Linked DNA regions of Homo sapiens: region 1 is linked to region 2. The links are chromatin loops, found by intact Hi-C in ENCODE. Cell type or tissue: natural killer cell. All regions are shown on one strand.

Evidence for each region. Hi-C counts contacts between places; a loop is a spot of excess contacts. Peaks named below come from ENCODE experiments on the same cell type or tissue, not always from the same donor. Only the 100,000 strongest peaks of a DNase experiment are listed, where the experiment ranks them.
Region 1: it touches region 2 in a loop (9-fold over the local background); 23 of 110 quality-filtered maps call a loop at or near these places.

The regions. Positions count from the first base shown.
Region 1 is chr15:64,429,354-64,431,853 of GRCh38, forward strand. The region is part of intron 11 of TRIP4 (thyroid hormone receptor interactor 4); the gene reads left to right. Among named protein-coding and RNA genes, the nearest start is that of ZNF609, 30 kb to the right of the region's middle. RefSeq lists enhancers at 661-1,172, 1,173-1,684. In natural killer cell, no CTCF peak of the experiment used is centred here; a DNase peak (open chromatin) is centred at 1,108; H3K27ac peaks cover 1,875 bases.
Region 2 is chr15:64,727,070-64,729,569 of GRCh38, forward strand. No RefSeq gene overlaps it. Among named protein-coding and RNA genes, the nearest start is that of OAZ2, 25 kb to the left of the region's middle. In natural killer cell, a CTCF peak has its summit at 1,322 (motif pointing left); a DNase peak (open chromatin) is centred at 1,322.

The sequences.
Region 1 (2,500 bases), 300 kb before region 2:
TTGTCTAATCTATTATACCAGCCTCATTCTTGTTTTCTGAATGAATGAGTTGAGAGTTTAGGAATAATGGCTCTTGACTAGCATTTACCAAACTATTCCATGGCATAGGTGTTCTCTGAAACACAAATTTGGGAAATACCTTTGGATTAAACAGATCTGTTTACTGTAGAACATCTCAGAGCCCTTAATATGCTAGTGTGGATTATGACTCTCTATGAGGTGGATATAACATGCAGTGTTCTCAAAACTTTGAGCATAAATTAATCCCCCACCCAAACATGCACTACCTATTTACATACTACAGAACTGGTATCATGGTATTTACAGTTTAGGAGTGTTAGTCTAAGTATGCTTGATTTTTCTGTATTCTCATAGGTCAACTCACTGAGAGAGAACCATCTAGGAAGTAGTTTCCTAACTGTGACCTGTGCCTTCCCTTCAGTATCTCCATATTCATTTATCACCCAGTTGAATTGCATTTTCTTTGAAAACTAATGTGGATCTAGTAATTTTTACTTCAACTGAAACTAACTTCCTGTGTGACTTGGACCACATTTTGCCTTTACATGCTGTTCCTTTTTCTTTTCCCCCCAAAATTCAGTAATTTACTTCTGACCTCACATTCTTGGCCTTTCTTTGATAAGTTAAAATACACTAAACCCTCACTATTTTTGGCATAGTGTGATCATTTAGTCCTCTTAAAAAAAGAAAATCGAAAAGGTTTTGTTAGTGGTTGTTTTAAAATCAAGTGCACTACACTGTTAAATGGCTTTAAAAATATGTGCTTTCTCCTGAGCCATGAACTAGTCTTCCTTTTTATCTTCTAAGATTAGTATGGCCAACATGACTAATTTGTGCCAGAAAAAATTCCTCTAGATCCTCAACCCTCCTGAGTAATGGCAGAGGATCAGCCTAGAGAAGGTAGAAGTGATATAGAAAAGGCTATGGGTTCAACTCAGGGTAAAAAGGTAGATGAGAGCCATCTCGTTAAAGCTTCTCCTGTGATTCCCCTGGAAGGAGCCCATGCTGTTTGCCAGCATTTTATCTGCCAGCAGCAGATGTAAGCTCTCAAAAACAGCAGGGAGGATGTTGACTGCAACAATGCATCAAGGCTGTGGTTTGTAACCTCAATAGTAAGGCAGTTAAAACTTTTTTTTTTTAACAAAGACATTTTGATTGCCAAATCCATAACCATTAGCAGCTGTGGTTTGAACAGTTCTCTAGACCTAACAAGTTTTCAAACAAAAAGTTGAGTTGGTGGCTTTTGTTTCTACGTGTCTGTGTTGTGTTTGTGCTATTTATATCCCTGCCTTCAATAGAAAATCTGATTTGTCTGAAATCTCCAAGGTCATTGATTATTCTATTTCTTCTGAACTGAATCCATTCCTTTCCTGCCAGCTTACTGACCCTTTAGTCTATTTGATCTTACAGCTTTTACAATAGCCAAGACCCTATCTTCAAGGAATTATGCTGAAGCAGTTATACTGCTGGGTGCCTGTTTCCAATAATTGACGGCAGTAGACTTGTAGTCTTCCAATAGGGAAGAGAATATTACTTCTTCCTTTTTCTAGAAAAGTATCTTCAGGATCTAGGAGAATTTGCTGGAAGAAAAGTAAGCAATTTTTAAAACTTTAAAAAAAAAAGAGTATCCAAGCAACATAGATCTTCAGGAAGATTCCAAGTATCACTTCGTTTGTGGAAATCATCAGCTTCTATCACCAATGAATTGTCTGTGAGTCTGAGAGATGAGAAATTAGAAAATGAAGGATTTAATAGTCAGTATTCAAACCAGGCACTGGAATTCAAAATGCAGTCCACAAATTCTCTTTTAAAATATGTGAAAATGTCCTGTCTGTTGTACTGAGAAAATCTGCCAATATATAGACCTCAAAATATTCCGATAACAGCCCTCACGATGAGGGCTGTTATCTGAGACTCAACAAGAAGAAAAATTGTTATGTTACTAACAACTAGCTTAACCCTGGACAATTCATTAAAATCACAGCTCACTTGAGTGAGATATAGGGAATGTAGTTTTGGAATTCTCTTGAAGACTGGAACATTGACAGGCTGGGCACGGTGGCTCACGCCTGTAATCCCAGCACTTTGGGAGGCGGAGGCTGGTGGATCATGAGGTCAGGAGTTCAAGACCAGCCTGGCCAACATGGTGAAACCCTGTCTCTACTAAAAATACAAAAAAAAATTAGCTGGGTGTGGTAGTGGGTGCCCGTAATCCCAGCTACTTGGGAGGCTGAGGCAGGAGAATCACTTGAACCCGGGAGGCAGAGGTTGCAGTGAGCAGAGATTGCACCACTGCACTCCAGCCTGGGCAACAGCGTGAGACTCCATCTCAAATTAAAAAAAAAAACAAAACTGGAACATTGACTAGAGTTTCTAGATCAAAACAGACTGTCTTTAGGGTTATTTGCAGTCTGGGTATTAAGTACCCACTTAAATGGTTTCAGAAACCATTTATATTATATATATATATATATTTTTT
Region 2 (2,500 bases):
ACCTGAGGTCAGGAGTTTGAGACCAGCCTGACCAACATGGTGAAACCCTGTCTCTACTAAAAATACAAAAATAGCCGGGCGTGGTGGCACATGTCTGTAATCTCAGCTACTTGGGAGGCCTGAGGCAGCGAATTGCTTGAACCTGGGAGGCAGAGGTTGCAGTGAGCCGAGATTGCACCACTGCACTCCAGCCTGGGCTACAGAGCAAGACTCCATCTCAAAAAGTAAGTAAATAAATAAAAATTTAAAAATTAAACAAATAAAAATAAAAACAGTGAAAATTCTTTTTGTACCTCTTGGGGTGCAAATACTAGTTTGAAGACCACTACTTCCTTTTTGAAGGCTTCCCTGACCCCTACATCCGGGGACCACTCTCTGACGTTCCCACTGTTGCTATTGTACTATCTACTTGAAAGCTGCTGGGAGCTGGTTATCTTTTTAGATGAGTATCATGTTTTCCTAACAGGCTATATAGTCTCTTTGAGGATGGGAACCCTATCTTCAGGTTTTTTGTATCCCCTACACCATCAAACACGGACACTCAGAAAGTATTTGAGTTCAGTTTGATGGCAGACACTTTTCTCCGCGTGCTTCATCTCCTCATGTATGAAGTTGGAACAGCAAGGCCTACCCTTACAATTACACTGAGATGAAGGAAATAAGAGCCTCTTCAGCTCACTCCCACTCACCTAACTGGGATCAGCATCCCAATACTCCACTTCTGAGAAACTGGATGGTCCAGCTTTATGTAACAAGGAGCTATTGAAGGCTCTTGACAAGGTCTGTAGCGAGTGGGTCTGGGGCAGACCAGCCTGATATCAGTGACTGCTGGGTGGTTGGGGGGCATGAGAGACAGTGTGTGTTGGGGAAAAACAGCTAAGGACAGAAAGTACCGACAGAAAGTTGCTCCTATGGGCCAGGCACAGTGGCTCATGCCTGTAATCCAGTACTTTCAAAGGCTGAGGGCAGGAAGATTGCTTGAACCCAGGAGTTTGGGACCAGCCTGGGCAACACAGTGAGACCCCCATCTCTACAAAAATTTTATTTTAATTAGCTGGTGGTGGTGGCTAGTACCATTGCACTCCAGCCTGGGTGTTTTTCTTTTTTAAAGAAAGAAAGTTGCTCCTATGATCCACAAATGAGGTGATGGGCATCCACTGGGAGGTGTGTCTGGGAATGGTGAGCCACACTGCACCCTCAGGGAGCAACCCTAGCTGCCTTCCTGAACCTCCAAACCTGGATGCCAGACTGAGATCACAACCCCTGCCCGTCCACTAGCCCAAACCAATAGTTTTCGGCATTCTACCCTGCCCTCTGGTGGCCTCTGGGAGCATTGCAGATACAGCGTTCTAAGGAAGCCCAGAGCTGGTTCTTCCTCAGGGGAGATGGGATGGATGTGGGTAAGGGCAACATGCTCAGATAGCCCAGCCTTTGGGCCTGGCTCTTTGATGGCTGAAGCAAAAGAAGGAAATGGCCAAGCGCGGTGGCTCCGGCCTGTAATCCCAGCACTTTGGGAGGCCAAGGGGATCACAAGGTCAGGAAATCGAGACCATCCTGGCTAAACACAGTGAAACCCCGTCTCTAGTAAAAATACAAAAAAATTAGCCGGGTGTGGTGGCGGGCGCCTGTAGTCCCAGCTACTCGGGAGGCTGAGGCAGGACAATGGCGTGAACCCGGGAGACGGAGCTTGCAGTGAGCCGAGATCCTGCCACTGCACTGCCACTGCACTCCAGCCCTCCAGCCTGGGCGACAGAGTGAGACTCCGTCTCCAAAAAAAAAAAAAAAAAAAAAAAAAAAGAAGAAGAAAACAAAGGAGGGAGAGGAAGGGGTCATACCTATGGGTTGGGCGTAACTGTGCACTTGGCAGTTTTTTTCCCTATAGTTACTGCACAGAGTGAAAACTAGGAATCTTTGACCTGAAGTTGCAAAGTAATAAGCACATGGGCCATAGTATAGTGCACGAAATGGCTTTATATGGTTTGTTGTCGGCATCCAAAATCAGGACTTTTCACATTAAAATCTGAATGTCCAGTTTCTGTTGAAAAATCAAAACATGAAGCCACATGGAGTCCCCACCTTGCTGAGCAGCAGCTGGCAGGGGTTGAGGGGCAACCACTGCCCCCTTCTCCTGTCACCCAGTCACCCAGCCTGCCTCCCTCAGTCTCCTCACTTCCTGCAGAGTGCGAGTTTCCAACTCTTGACTAAGTCCAGCACTTCATGATGGAGAACAGGGTCAAAAAATATCAGGACAGGGCCCAACGCAGTGGTTCATGCCTGTAATCCCAGCACTTTCGGAAGCCGAGTTGGGCGGATCACCTGAGGTCAGGATTTCGGGACCAGCCTGGCCAACATGGCAAAACCCCGTCTCTACTGAAAATACAAAAATCAGCCGGGCATGGTGGCATGCATCTGTAATCCCAGCTATGTATGTATTATATATGTATATTATATAGATTATAGATAACATTTTATATATATATATATATCAGGACGGGGGTCC